Linked DNA regions of Mus musculus: all the other regions are linked to region 1. The links are chromatin loops, found by intact Hi-C in ENCODE. Cell type or tissue: left cerebral cortex. All regions are shown on one strand. Each heading gives the region's core, and the rest is flanking DNA. Links, peaks and the distances in the headings are about the cores only.

Region 1 (5,369 bases), core at 1,328-3,827:
ATTATTTTTATGCAAGAGGTAAGCTCCTAGTGGGCAGGAAAGATATATCTACAACTTTTTATAGCCATGGGGATCTAATAACCATGTCATATTTGAAGTTGATCCTTTCCATGTAATATGAATAATATTCACATGTAATATGAATAATATTCACATATAATATGAATAATATTCACATGCTACTGAAAATATATTTTCATTGAGTTAATTTAGACAAAGATGTCAGGAAAAAAACTTTCTGTGGAAGTTTCTTAATAATGAAACATGGGCATTCACAGACTATATGCCTTATTATCTGTGTAGCAATAACTGTTGTAGGCTCCCTGAGTGTTAGTATTTGGTAGTAAATATTGGTAATGAGGTTTTATTTGAATATTTAGAGCAGCTAACTTATGTAAAGGTTCTGGGGAAACTATGATTTTGGGGAGGAACAGATAAGGAAAATCGTTGTAAAATATTTAATTCATCATTTAAATGCTATTGGCTTTCTGCCAATATCACTAAGATTGTATGTAGAGTATTTTATGATGTCTAAGTTTCATTCAATGTTTTATTTCCAAAGTATGCTAAAAACAGTGAAAAACCACTTCTTTTCAAGCTAGCATACAACTATGATAATTAAATATGATGAAGATGATATTAGGAAACTTCATAACCTCTTAGAATATATTTGCATCCTAAGTTAGATATGCAAATTAGAGTAATAGTAAAATGGAAGGCAATGTATTCACGTTCTCTTTTCAGACAAGGTTGATATTAGTATTCCTCCAATATTCTCTGATATTAGAATTTCTTTTGGGTGAATTCCTTTGGGGTAATGATAAAGGAGATAGATTTCCCCTAAAATATGTCAAAAATAATGAGTCATGACAGAACAAGAAAATGCAAACCTACAATTCTACTTGAGAAACTGGAAGCTCCCTTTGACAAAGCATTTTTATTCTTCTAAATTACTACAGAGGCCACAAACAGAGGAGAAGCTTCTGGAAAGGCATATATATGTTTTACTAATTAAAGCATTGATGCACTTCTCACATATATAGAAAGTTTATCTTGCAAGGCAAGGAAGCTACCGTGCCTCCTCACATTGTCCAGCGGCAGCTATCAATACATGCAAGAAAAGCCATGTGAAATACAGACAGGATTCTGCTTTTAAAATGACCCAGGCAGAAAAGAATCATTTTGTAAGCCACAGGTAGGCATTAATGTGCAAGGTTACAGTAAATGTAAACTGCAAGATAGATAGAAGGGTGGGGTTTTTTCTTCATATTAACATTAAGCATGCTTTTATTATGAGGAATATGTGAATAATGAAACAAAGTTCTTAGGCTATTTTCAAAAGAACCTTCCTTATAATAAATACCATTTAGAATACTATTTAAAAATAGGGAGGTTAGGGAAATACAACAGCAGCATTATCTGAAGATTTTTCAAATCAGAATGCAAACACTGCTAAACTGAGGCTCACTTCCCAGCTAAACTTTACCCCCTCCCTGTATTGCTACATATGATTTAAAATGACTGCATCTATTTCTCTGAGAAAGCAAGCACAACTCATGTCATAAGATTCACTTACCTAGTCACTCTGAGGTTAACGGTGGTGCTGGGGGTCACAGACCAATCTGAACTTAAAGGTCAGGTATCTCTTAGGTAAGCCGGTCCTCTTTAGTCACCCAAAGAATGCATTTTCAGGCATGAATTAAAGGCAATCCATCCTCTCTATTTCCCATTTCAAAACACAGCCAAGAAGCAGTCTCCCACCCTTCCAGAGAGAAACACAGCAGACACACATAAGAAATATGCTTTGGACCTGTCTTCAGAATTCAAAGCAAGAAGCAATGCTGGTCCTGTGGAAATCCGGACCCTGGTAGCAGAATCATGTTGAACTTATTTTTAGCATTTTCTTAGATCCTTCTATGAAATTTCCTGGCTGATTACGCCTCCTCCACACATGAGTTCACTTACACAGTGTTTGCTACGGCAGTAGAGGTGACTTGGCTAGGCTCTGAGGATCACAAACAGAAACAGCATACTGAAGCTTAAAGCCCACTCCACCAGCAGAAGCATCAGCATCGTCCACAGTATGTTGACTGAATCCCTCCTCACACACCAGAAGATTCTAACTGTGGATGTGAAGCAAAGGCGCAACTTTAACTGGGGTTTGGCATCGCTGTGAGCAGTTTGCAGACTGCTGATTCGGAGCTCATCCTGCCGGCAGCCGGGAATTCCTCAGCACCACGGACAGCGCCAACAACTGGCTTCTGAGCCCAGCTTGGTCGAAACCCCCAGCTGCTTCCGCGGACCAGGCTGTAGTGTTGTCTAAGGCAGTCACTTGATACAGCTGATGAGAGCGAGCATGGGGTGTGTGTCGGGAGGGGGGAGTTTCTGCATGCAAGATACTTATTTGCATTTAAATCACAATAAAAATTAGAAAGATGTTAATTTTATCTAATGCATTCTTGCATGGGCTGCAGAGATGAAAGTTCCAGGGACTTGCCTTTAGATTTAAGCCATCTGCAGTCGTTGGTTATTACTAATATATAAAGCACACTCATTGTCAAAGAATCTGTGAAACTGTATGCTTTCTGACTCTATTTGGCCCTCTGGATATAGAAAGATTTTCCTTGTGCTATACATAATTCAACTTTGGGTCTTCTGCAGCTTGGGTTTGATTTAAAAAAAAAAAAAAAGTAGCCGCGTTTTCCTGCAGTTTGTTCTCTAACGTTAAAAATCAATGTCTTGTAATTCATCTAGTCTGTCATTAGGCGTCATTGTAAAGCTGTTTCTTCCAACCTCCTAGCAAGGATGCCCTGTCTCTAAATTCATAACCGGATGAGAAAGTGAAAGATTCTGGGTGAAAAAAAAACACACACACAGAAAAATGAACAAAAAGTTATAATTTTTATTTGAGATAGTATGGTCCATATATTATTCACCCAAAGCTTGTTTTAAAACAAATATTTTATTTATTGGTCATTTTAACCAGTTACTTGCTGGCATTTGAGCAGACTATATGAAACATTTTTAAGCCTTAGAGGGAATGCCCTTTGCATCAGGGTGTGCTATTGCTGATCAGATCCACAACCGAATGGTGCCGTCAGAGCCTCCAGAATACAGATTTTCCCCCAGGTGGGAAAACACCACACTGTGCACTTCACTCTCGTGGCCCACCAGTTTGTGAATTTGCCCCGATTTAAGATCCAGCAAATGGATAATCCCGTTGGCACTCGCCTGAGCTAAAACTCGACCTGGAAAAGAGGGAAATGGAGGTTTATCTCAAGCAGTCACAGTATGTAAACAATACAACATTTTATCCTGTTTCGGTTGTGATTCAAGAGACTCATTTTTATGCTTGGCTCTCATTAAATATGAACTAACTTCAATCTATAAAAAATAATTTGAGCCATAAGATACATTTAGGATAAAAGCTCTACTTGCTTAACATTCAGAAGTTATTATATGCCCCAACATTCTCCTTATATTTATGATTGACAGATCATTTTGAGTTGAGATTGAGAGCAACTAAAGAAGACAACTATTTTGTAAATGAATATGTTAAAATAATTTAAAGCAATAGTTATCTAAATGGAAAATAGGACATATGCTTCAAGTAGATATATCTATAGGTATTTATCCTAGAAAATGTAAAATGTATTTACCTTCTTTAAACATATTTATTATAATTCTGCTAAATCATTGTATAAATCTGTAACAGTTGAGATATTTATGAATTCAACACAATTTCTTTGGAGTTGAAATGAAAACAGTAAGTATTTCTACCTCGAAATTACATGACCATTAACTTAAATTTCTGAAATCTTGCAAATTAAAATAATCCAAATTTAGTGTATAGAATTTTCATCATTTGAAAGCATTTTTAGTAAGTACCAAATAATTAAAATAACATAATTTTGATTAATAATTTTTTGATAAATTCCAGTAGGAAACTATCTTGACATTTGGAAGCAAGAAGAATTAATAGAATATGCTCACCTGACCTTAGAACCCAAGTATTAAGCATTGGGTTATCTAATCGTGCTTATTGGTGTATTACCATCCCAACAACAGTGTTTAAAACTTACTAAAACTCTTTTGGCATCTGATACCACACTGAGTATTTGTTGTACAATTCTTAGGAGGACCCAATAGTAGAAGAAAGAGCAGTAATTCTACTGTATAAAGGAAGTAAGAGGCTTGGGAAGGCTGAGTGAGCTGTTTACCATGTATGCAAGGAGCTGATATTCCAGCAGAAACATTCCAAATCTAGAGACTTGTAACCAGCACATCTCCACTGTGTCCAGATGACATCGTATCAGCCATGCCTTCTGGACAGAGTTTGGGTAGGTGACACAACTTAAAAGAGAATGTGTCTGTCACACAGTAAGAGTTCACCAAGAAAAGCACGGTGAAGTATTTCATCACGTGCTGCCCCTGAAAAGTCATACTGCCTATGAAACAGAGAGGTGTTTTATGGGTAAAGTTAACCATGATAAATATGGTCTATTTACAAACCTTTATAAGACTCAGCTTCTTTGTCTAGAACGAAAACTGACACAGCAAACAACCTTAGGATGGATTAGAGTGTCCAAAACAGCAGATGTGAATATCTATTATAAACCCTCTTCTACTAAGTCTTTGCTGACAGTGGGGTTGCACACTGACTTCCCTTCTAGATTCATTCTATAGGCAACTGCTGTTTTGGCTTTCCTGAAACTCAAACAAAAGAGTTTTTTTTCCTTGCACTTTTTATACAACAGCCATGGAGGGGTATGGGATTTTAAAGTGTTTAGAACCAAAGCCAATGAAGAGAAGGATATTGCTACAAATGATTGCTTTTGTTGTGGTCACATCTATAAAAGTCAGATTTAAAAACATTCAGAGGGTGTCTTAGGGTTTTACTGCTATGAACAGACACCATGACCAAAGCAACTCTTAAAAAGAACATTTAACTGGGGCTGGCTTATAGGTTCAGAGGTTCAGTAAATTATCATCAAGACAGGAGCATGGCAGCATTCCTGCAGGCATGGTGCAGGAGGAGCTGAGAGTTCTATATCTTCATCTGGAGACTGCTAGCAGTATACTGACTTACTTCCAGGCAGCTAGGATGAGGGTATTAAAGCCTACACCCACAGTGACACACCTACCCCAACAGTGACACAACATATGGCTACATAGTACATATGTTCTATAAATAAAGTTATAACACTAGAACACACTGCTGGATGTTGTTCTCTGATCTCCTTATGTGTTTCATGGCACACATGTGCACCATCACCAAGCTAGCATATCTTTAAATATGTATACTATAAAATCATCAATGGAATAATAAATAATATAGAAATATAATTTGAAATAGTGTCAAAATAACT
Region 2 (5,369 bases), core at 1,236-3,735, 720 kb after region 1:
AACAAGTCAAACTTGTGTGTCTTTTGCTCAGAATTTGCAAATCAATTTCCAACATTTCCCGGTTACAAAAGAAAGTGTGAATGTTGAGATTGTTAAGGTCTGGTGGAACACTGCTTTGACTTTCAACTTCCTAACACGTCTCTGCTGAGTCTTTCAGATTCCTTATTTGGTTTATGCTGCATTACCTGTTTCCCCTGGGATACTGGGGACATGCCTCTGCCTCAAGGATGTTCTGACTTCAGTTTTTCTCTTCCTTCTCTATATTTCTCACTTCTTTGCACACTGCAGGATCTCTGCTTCATGCTGTCTTTTCATAAAAGCCCTGGCCCATCTTTCATCCTGAAGCTATCCTGTACTGAATTCTGCCACATTTTATGTTCTCCTATAGAACTTTTGGCCACCAAATATGATTTATCATCAGTGGATTTTACACCTGGCTTACTGTGAACTCAAGTAAATGCCAACTGCCTGCAAATGAATTCTTTCAGGTAGTCAATTGTGCAGATTAGTTGGGGAGTCTTCACTTCTGCTGAATGAATGTGTGGATATAAATATTATGTAGTGTTTCTTGCATTGACAATAAATTTAAACAGACTAACTCATATAATTTATATTAAAAAAAGAATAGGAAATCTAGAGAATACAACTAGATAAAGGCTGAGGGATGCTACAAATAGCTGACTCAGGAATCTGAGCTTCTATCATGAGTCAGAGCCTTCACTATGTCCAGCTCCAAGAGAGCAGACATCTGCAGAAGTTTAGTGGCACAGCCAAGTTACACAGCAAACCCAGGACACATTATCCCAAATGGGCTCACAAAAGAGGGCACTGGGGTAGTGCCCACTGGCCAGCACTGCTGTGCATCTCATCAACTAGGTAAAAGCGAAATAAAAGCCTGGGTCTTTTCATGAAATACATTGAAAAGTATGACCCCCAGGCATATGGGGAGCCAGGAAAGAGAGAAAACATAGAGGGAGTTGGAGTGGCAGCACAGGGTGAAGAGTGTTTGTTGCCCAATCATGAGAAACAGAGTTCAGATCCCAGCAGCTACAACGTAAGCTGTGTATCCAAAATGCCTAAAACTCCAGATCCAAGGGACCCAATTCCCTCTTCTGGCCTCCGTGTATCCACTAACCCCACTGACATATGTGTGCACATGCTCATAAAGATACACACACAGACATATACATAAGCCAATAAAATAGTATTTGAAATGTATTTTTTTGAATAAGCACGATGAAAGCACTGACAGTGAGAGGAAATGAGAGGTAGCATAGCAGTTATGTTTGTTAGACCTGCCTCTGGGAGCAGGTGGCATTTGAGTAATGGTAGGAACGAAGCAGATGTGCAATACTTGCAATCTTGACCCTGCCTGTCATGTGAAAGCCTTGTCTGATGATGCAGCAATGAGTGTCCACAGAACAGAAACGACTGCCATGTGTGGGCCATGGAAGGAATGACAAAAAGTGTCCAAAAGAAGGCTGCTCTTCCTCTTGAGCCTGGTAAGTTCAGCATGTACTTAAAGTAGGGGCTCTCATGACCCCATTTACATATTCTAACACCTATTTAGTTTCTGTGAAATAAATGCAATATGGGAGAGCTGATATTACAGAGTATGGTGAGAAAATTATTAGCCTTTTGTACATTTTGAGTGATGACTACTAGTATTAGAAATAGAAAATGAAAATCATAAATGAATTCTAAATCAAAGAACTACCAGAATGACTGGTAGACTCCCCTTATAGGGGATCTAAGGTACCAGACAAGGGTACTACCTCCGAGCTACATCTTCATGACTGGAACATTTAATAGTAGAATTTGTAGAGGGAGAGATAGAGGAATCAAAGTTATTTGTGGGACTTAAGCTAATATATTTTTATACACTGTGCTTCTTTTATAATGATGGGGATTAGGAGAAATACAGGCTTTCTGAGGTAACACAAATTTCTTCTTTGGATATGAGAGCTGGAGAATCCTACAAAATGTTCACACTTAGGGAAAATATCAAGATGTTACCACTTGGAATTGATGGCCAGAGAATAGAAGATACCACCTGAGAAATGTACTTAGTAAAAAGATAAAACTAAGAGCTGGTCTTTCGGGCAGTCCTTTAAGCAGACATCTGACCCAAGAGGAGCAGTTCACTGGACAAGCTAAGAAGGAGGAACATGGAAGTCGAGAGGAAATCCAGGACACACTAACAGCAGATGGAGTCTCAGGAAGTAATACAGGAGCGGCCAACTGTCTAAGCAGTACCTGACTGGTGAAGAAAGTGAGAAGCTATGAGTGGCCCAGACCACTGGTAGGTTATTAAAAACAAAAAACAAAAACAAAACAAAACAAAAAACAAAACAAAACACCAGTGACTCTGATAAGGGGAGTTTCAGATGAGGGAGGTGGGAGGGTTAGTCTTGGTTGTCACCTTCTTCGGAATTTTAGTTACCATGGAAACAAATAATCTAGTTACATCTTTTAAGGATTATTTAGATTCAGAAATTGATCTGGAAGGATCAATGAACATAGGAAATAATATTCCAAGACATAGGATCCTGGACTGAATAAAAGGAGAAAGCCAACTGAGCACAAGCACTCTCTTCTCTTTGCTTCCTGACTGCTGATGCTATGTGACCAGCGCCTCAAACTCCTGCCACCTCATCTTGCTCACCATGATGGATTGTAGCTACAAACATGAGCCCAAATTTCAACCTTTTAAATAGAGGTTGCTCTTTCTTGTCATGATAGCGCATCAAGGAACCAATGCAGATAGGATCTCCAGTGGTGGAGAATGGCAAGAACAAATGGGATTGTGATGAGTCTGCATTTATGCCATGTTTCTCATGAGAAAGCAGGGCACAGGACAGAACATGGGTGGAACCTAGTTCTCTAGACAAAAGGGGAGTTTTTAACTGATGTGTGTATTGGAAGGCATTGTTTAGTTGGAAGGCACCACTCAAACATGTGTAAGAGTAGAAGAAATATCTAAAGCAGAACTTAGAAATACTCTTAATTAGTCTAATTTAAAACCCTTCTGGATTTTTGATCTATGTAATTGCACTGTATAAAATGCAAATTATAAAGACATTAAGAAATTTTAAAATTTCTGGATTTTAATATATATTTTTATTGTGACCTTAAAAAACAGTAAAAACATGTTTTGATATATCTGTTTTTTCCTACAAGAGGAATACATAATTAGCATTTTCTGCACTTACACATAATCTAACTAATTATTTTAATATTCAACTATAAAGCAATTATCCTAGGTCATGATTCTCAAGAGAGAAAAATTGGATTTTACCCTAAATCATAGGTTATATGGTTTTGTATGACAAACTGTATGCATAGATACAAAACTGGAGATTTTTTTCCTTTAGAATTTTCTAAAACAATTGTGGGTTTAGTCTTTTCTTTCATCTTAAACTATATTTGAATCAAATCCTGTAATTTTGATGATGCCTGAGTATTGTGTGCCTGTGTGTGTGTGTGTGTGTGTGTGTCCATGTGTGTGTGTTATCTGTTTATCTGTGTCTGCTAAAAACAGAGAGAAGATAACTGAAATATGACCAGAGATAGTATATATTAGGAAGGTGAATTTTTTTCATTAGTGCTGAATTAAACATTATTAGTATTATTTGTATTTCTGTTCTTTTCAGTATTAATGGCCACACTACTACTGTTGGAACCTATGAACTATAGCTTAAGAACATGTCCCACTGATATTGACAAACAAAAGCAAAATTAACCCTTGATTAATGAGAAAAATGTTCTTACCTTAAAAAGCATACAATAAATCAATAAATATTTTACTGCAGTATTGAACCTAAGCCTCATGCAGGTTAGTAAACTGCTCTAAAACATAGCTCCATTCGTAGTCATTGAAAAGTGTTGTAATGATCTGTTTTATGTTAAGTGAGTGTGTGTGCACATGCACACACACACACATGTATGCATATACACTGGTGTAAAGTTCCTCATTTGTGTGCCACCACACTCCAGTTTATTCTTTGAGAAAAGGTTTCTCACTGAAATTGGAACTAGGCTGGTGGTCAGCAAGTCACAGTACTCTTCCTGTCCCTGTACCCCACAGTCCTGGGATTACAGGAGCTGGTTATAAGCAGCTTTGTACATGGATGCTGAGAATTTGACTCAGATACACCTACTTCCACCACAAACACTCTGAACGACAGAACAGTTTTATCATACATTTTTTAAAACTTCTTAACTTTCATTATATTTGCTCATTTATTTACTGTACATGCATTTGTGTGTATGTGTTTGTGTGTGTGTGTGTACACATTTTTGCACAAATGCACTTGTGGGGGGTAAAGGATGATATGGAGGGTAAATGGGGATCCCTCAGAGCTGGGGTTAGATGTGTTTCCAGGGTACCGACTTCCTACGTATGTCCTGGGGTCTGAATTCTGGTTCTCAGAATAGTGCAGGCAACATTCTTCAACACTGATTCTTCTCTCCAGTTCCCTCATATCTGGGGAAACTAGAGAAACACTAACTATTACTTTGGAATTATATTTTATGGCTGGCTGATGACTGATAGTTAAAACAGGATAAACGGGAAGAGTTGAAAGAATAAAATAGATGGGAGCCACAGCAACACAAAGCAAGGAAGAAATGGTGGTGCCAGCAGCAGAAATGAACAGACTGCCAATAAAGCAGACAGCCCCTAAACGAGGTGTCCCAAAGCAGCAACTTGATTTAAGTCATCCTTAGATTAACCACCATTCTTTCTACTGATTCACCTTTTCCCTGCCTAAGCCATAAAGACAGAGCCCCTCTCCTAATAAAATTGCTAGCAAAGATAATGAAATCTCTCCCTGGCCTGCACTAGTGGTTATGGGGCAGCTGGCTCTGTAGATGCTGGAAAGAATGTAGCCTGAAATCTGGATTCCTATTATTCACAAAGCAAGCATTTCCCTCTTTTTCTTCTTTCATTGAATAAAGGCTTCTCCTTCAACATCCACTTAATTTCTTAACTGACCAACTCCTTCTCTCCATAAAGCATGCCAGAAATGCTGGCTATATCTCATTGCTTGAGCTCAGTGGTCATGCCCAGTGCCACTACAGAGCTAATGTAGGTGACTATGAAGAATCAAATAGTTTATTATCAAATGTCTCTGTGAGCCAAGGTTTTCTATTGTAATATAATTAACTATTAATTTATGAGATGAAATATGAGTATGTGAAACAAAATTGCTATCAATGAAAATTAAATTAACATGAAAATATGGGAAATACTATCCTCTGAAAGTACCATTCCAGGAGAAGGAACCTATAGCTGACACTGCTGGATGGCCAAAACCCTGGGACTAGATACCAGGGGAAAAGTCAAATACTAATGTTATGCTAAAGGG
Region 3 (5,369 bases), core at 1,236-3,735, 930 kb after region 1:
GGGAAGTCCCTGAAAGATTAAACTTTGAAGAGCCAATTTTCTGGCTTATGATATAGCCATCTGTCCTGTTTAAAACTTCAAAAAGTGATTTTTCTCAGCATCACACTGGCCTATGTAAGACACCATGGGGCAAAGAAAGGAATAAGTCCATCCCGAACTCCAAGAAACACTCGTGGACCATTCCTGCTTGACTTACAGAGCAACACCAACACAGCTACATATTCCAAGCACTGCTGTATACTAAAGACAGAAATCAAGCCGGTCTGTCTTAAACCAAATGGAATTAGGGGATAATTTTGTCTCGATAGCTCTGATTATCATTAAGGGTGACTCATTCAGCACCCAATATTTGGCCTCTAACAACGACTGTAAGTATGGAGAATAACAGCCATTTGCTCCCCATGTAGCAAAACCTACCAGATAGCACAGTGAACAGTGGTGGGCATTTAAACAAAACCATAGGGCCTCTTTGAGTCTCTCTACAAAGCATGTTGTGCCTTATTTTATACCAATTCTGTTTGGATATGCAATTGGGTATTTTAAACAGTTAGCTTCATTTTGAGTTTACCAGTGTATAGGATACAGTGAATAGAAGATGTATGGGGTCGGTCTACTCTTCGTCCTCACTTTAGAGACTAAGATGAAAGGAGTGTTCCACCATGTAAGAAGGACACATGCTCCACTATGTTCATAGCAGCCTTATTTATAATAGCCAGAAGCTGGAGCGAACCAAGATGTCCCTCAACAGATGAATGGATACAGAAAATGTGGTACATTTACACAATGTAGTACTACACAGCTATTAAAAACAATGAATTTATGAAATTCTTAGACAAATGGATGGATCTAGGATATCATCCTGAGTGAGGTAACTCAATCACAAAAGAACACACATGATATGCACTCTCTGATAAGTGGATATTAGCTCAGAAGCTCAGAATCCACTTTAGAAGACGTAGCAAAATACCTATGGAAGGAGTTACAGAGACAAAGTTTGGAGCAGAGCATGAAGGAATGACCATCCGGAGACTGCCCCACTTAGGGATCCATCCCATAAACAACCACCAAACCCAGATGCTATTGCAGATGCCAACAAGAGCCTGTTGACAGGAGCCTGATATAGCTGTCTCCTGAGAGGCTCTGCCAGTGCCTGAAAAATACAGAAGTGGATGCTCACATTCATCCATTGGATGAAGCACAGGGTCCCCAATGAAGGAGCTAGAGAAAGTACCCAGGGAGATGAGGGGGTTTGCAGCCCCATAGGAGGAACAACAATATGAACTAACAAGTACCCCCAGAGCTTGGAACTATACCACCAATCAAAGAAAACACATGGTGGAACTTGTGACTCTAGCTGTATATGTAGCAGAGGAGAGGCCCTAGGTCCTGTGAAGGCTCTATGACCCAGTACAGGGGAATGCCAGATCCAGGAATGGGAGTGGGTGGGTTGGGGATCAGGGATCAGGGGGAGGGGGGAGGGGATAGGGGATTTTCAGAGGGGAAACTAGGAAATGGGATAACATTTGAAATGTAAATAGAGAAAATATCTAATTAAAAAAAAAAAAAAAAGGAGTCCCAGATACCTGGAAGACCATCCCATTCATGTAAACAGGACAGAAATGAATGACAGCTGTCAATTTTCTAAGTTGAGAGAAAGCAAAAGTGCAAGTCTAGCAGATCCAGAGCACTTCCTGTGGGCTGTTCCCAAATTACCTTCTTATCCAGGCAGGGTTTCATCCTCTCCATCCTAGAAAGACAACATCCTAGATCCCCGCCACCGAAAAAGAATAAAAAGTTCTAGCACCACAAACTTCGATAGGACCAAAGCCAAAATCACAAGAAGGGATTTTGATACTTCATTGTTCCCGTGAGAGAACATTAGAGGAACGCCTAGAAATCCATTTGCGCCTGTCAGTATCATCTACCTTTTCAAGCTCCCAATCCATTAAGTCACTAATGGACGAGCCACATCAACACAGACAATAGAGACACTCAGCACGGCTCAAAGTGGCCAACTAAGTTTTTGTTGTTGTTGCTCTCATTGTTGTGTTGTGTGTTTTAGAATCCAACATAGCCGCAAATGGATTTGGGAATGACAAAAGAGCTGGCCCGGAGGTCATTTCAACAATTCGTAATAAAATGTAAACGCGGGTAATCATCCCAGTGAGATCGGAAAGTTGCCTGTGGCAGACGTGGCCACCGCCATGCTACCCACATAAGGCGACAGCAGACGTATAATACATATCAAAATCAAGTACAGAGGCTTATTATCCTAATCACGAAGAGATAGATTTTTCTCAACGTTGTCTATGAAAGACTTTGTTCTCTTACGCCAGCAAAAGCTCTGAAATCATTCAAAAGAAAGTCATTATACAGGAAAGAGCTTAGGCCGCAAGAAGGAGCATTTTATGGCAGAGGTGCGAAAGGAAAGAATGAAACCTAGACTTCATTTCGAATTCATAATGACTTTCAAGATTGATTCTCCGATGGCAGTCTTCTTGCTTTAATTGGGAAAAGAAAAAAGAAAAAGTCTGCATCCTGGAGCCGAGCCCATTCTGACTCAGCGTATTGTTGGAAAATGGCAACAGCGCCATCTACTGTCCAAATAGAGCAACGATCATTTCAAACTGTCTGCCATGAGCCACTACTGACAGAAATCTTAAAATTATTGGTAACCGGTATAGCACCTCTTAAAAATTTTTTAAATGCATACTTTCCACATAGATAAGGGCATCTTTTTCTTTTGCTACAAATTATGTTGTACATGCTATTACTTAAGACCATTCTGAAAATATTACATATATATATATATATATATATATATATATATATATATATATATATATTAAACACATATCATCCTATTCAATAGTAATAAAGATTTCAGGGGTGGTTTTGAACTAATTGCACCCTCCTCCTAAATTTATGTTTCTATTAGTTTCCAGACTGTTTTCTAAATCTAATTAGCAATGAAATTCTCCTTGTTAAATTTGGAGACAACAGCCCAGGAAAAGATAGTAAATGGCGAACATGAATGTGTTTATAATGTGCTTCCTACATTGCTTCCAACCAATGCCAATAACGAGTTTTAAATGATAATTGTTATTCCATTAATGTACTTTATATATCAGCTGTCCTATAGAAGAGATGATGCTCGAAGTCCCTGAATAAATAGACTACATGGCAGCACTCTAATTAAAAGGTACACTTACGATAAATTGCATTTGGTATATAAATCACAAAGCCCTCGTAGACATAACTTGGGCATAGCTACATAAAAATGGAAGGAAATGGACTTGAGGCAAAGACAACATTTTAAAAACATACACTATGCCACCAAGAGTTCTACACATGGTTATTAAGCTAGTGATACACACTCAAACACTGAAAGATTGATAACCATTTTAAAATATTGAGAGTTCATTATGCTCTGCATATTCCATCGTAAGTGCAGGACACTGTGAAGGGCCCAAAGCTCCTATGTGGTGGTTCCAGGAGGAAAAAGCCAGCCGCATGCTTCTGACAACGAGTTTTCCCTTTCTTGTGGATAAGATCGTCAACTACCCTGATGACTAGTGCCCCCCCACCCCACCCCCCCCACCCCACCCCCACACACACTCGTCCTGGGGATGTCTGTACTGGCTGCTTTTGTGTGTCAGTTTGACACAAGCTGGAGTTATCACAGAGAAAGGAGCCTCCCTTGAGGAAATGCCGACATGAGATCCAACTGTAAGGCATTTTCTCAATTAGTGATCAAGGGTGGGAGGGCCTATAGCGGGTGGTGCCATCCCTGGGCTGGGAGTCGGATTCTATAAGAAAGCAAGCTGAGCAAGCCAGGGGAAGCCACCCAGTAAACAGTATCCTTCTATGGTAACATCCTTAGGTAAATATTGCTCAGATCACCTTGCATACTAAATGCTTATCCTTACCGGACACACAGACCCTTCACTTGGACTAAACTCATCATGGTATCTGTATTAGGTGCCTAGGTCTCCATTTTACAGATTGGAAAATTGAGGAATAGGAAAACCGGGCAGCTTACCTAGGATATCCATTCAATATATGCTTGCTGTGTTACCCCATTTAGCTCCTGACCCCAGGGAAATGAACCACCCAACCCCCAGAGCAATGCTTAAGCATTGTTCTCCCGGTCCTCTTTGTCAGTCATGTGACAAGATTAACAGTTGAAGAACTCCTTAGAAGACAGGGTGAATTTATTCTAACTAGAAACGGAGCAACTACCCAGGTGTCACACATGAGAATATCCCTGGCATCCAGCGCCGCATCTCTTGCTTGCTGCCCGAGGAGGCATACATGTTTTCATCATTCCAGACCAGGTCTTTGTGCCTCAGGAATCTTCCCAAGTCAGCGATTTCTTTGATTTTCCCTAATGTTTCTAACCTCGGGCAAAAACATTACTCGGGAATGCAGGAATACTAATAATACAAATTTATTTTTTGTGCATCCTTGCAGGACCCTCCCCCAAGCCTGCAGGTCATAGAAGTTGACGTAAACAAGTGAGCTACCAGCTCCGTGTCTTTCTCATCTCGGTTCTGTTTATATCCTGGTCCCTAGCATCATCTCCCGTGGTGATACATCTGTTCTACGCTACAGTAGAAAGTCCAAGAGTGTCAAAGTTGTTGTTTCCTACCAATTATTTTTTTCCTACTACTAAGAGGATATTCTCAGTGAATGGCCTATGAGAATCCACTTAGATGTCAACTTCTCTAGAGGAAAACCAACACTCCCATTTCCGTAACACAAAAGGCAGACAGGAGACCTAATTCAGTTACTGATCTGTAACTGGCTCCCATCTTATCAGTAACTTGCACCCTGGATTAAAACTAGTTTAAGACATCAGAAAATAACCCAGGGAAGTAAGATCTGTCTTGAAACTAAGACAAAGCAGCCACCGAGATGAACAAAGATGCCCGAGTAGAGAAAGCCCTTGTTTACAGGTGATGACCCCAGAAAAAGTAAGAACAACACTTCTGAGTTTGGGTTTTGATGCTGGAGTAGAAAGAGGCGGTCAGTTCTGGAGCTAGGAGAGAATAGACCTACTACTATGGGCACAGGGCAGCCATGCAAGGAACTCCACCACGCAGAAAGATGGTGCTTAAACAGATAGGTAGCGAGGTGTGACAGCTGTGAAGAGTCACATAATTCATTTCAACAAGATTTGGAGATGAGTGATGGCCTTCAAGAACGGGTGGTCTGGGATTTGTCAGCCCCGGGAGTGACTGAAGTCAATGTTGAAACATTTAACTAAATCTCCAGGTTGCAATGACCAGACAGTGACCCAGGGAAGTCAGAACAACTCTCTGAAGAGCAAGCAGTAAGGTATGCAGGCAAGCAGTGTGTGACAGAGA

What was found. A loop is a pair of places that touch in the nucleus more often than their neighbours do. Peaks named below come from ENCODE experiments on the same cell type or tissue, not always from the same donor. Only the 100,000 strongest peaks of a DNase experiment are listed, where the experiment ranks them.
Region 2: it touches region 1 in a loop (6-fold over the local background); 2 of 42 quality-filtered maps call a loop at or near these places.
Region 3: it touches region 1 in a loop (5-fold over the local background); 4 of 42 quality-filtered maps call a loop at or near these places.

What each region holds. Positions count from the first base shown.
Region 1 is chr1:70,722,646-70,728,014 of GRCm38, reverse strand. It overlaps Spag16 (sperm associated antigen 16), which reads right to left. Exons shown (of 17, transcript NM_029160.3): 17 at 2,883-3,248. The coding sequence ends at 3,073. It overlaps Vwc2l (von Willebrand factor C domain-containing protein 2-like), which reads right to left and starts at 2,300. Exons shown (of 4, transcript NM_177164.3): 1 at 1,577-2,300. In left cerebral cortex, for the core only: a CTCF peak has its summit at 2,744; DNase peaks (open chromatin) are centred at 2,120 and 2,712; H3K4me3 peaks cover 1,520 bases; H3K27ac peaks cover 1,023 bases.
Region 2 is chr1:69,999,595-70,004,963 of GRCm38, reverse strand. All of the region lies in intron 11 of Spag16 (sperm associated antigen 16), which reads right to left. Among named protein-coding and RNA genes, the nearest start is that of Gm23879, 47 kb to the right of the region's middle. In left cerebral cortex, for the core only: no CTCF peak of the experiment used is centred there; no DNase peak of the experiment used is centred there.
Region 3 is chr1:69,787,665-69,793,033 of GRCm38, reverse strand. No RefSeq gene overlaps it. Among named protein-coding and RNA genes, the nearest start is that of Gm29822, 2.8 kb to the right of the region's middle. In left cerebral cortex, for the core only: a CTCF peak has its summit at 2,594 (motif pointing left); a DNase peak (open chromatin) is centred at 2,560; H3K4me3 peaks cover 677 bases.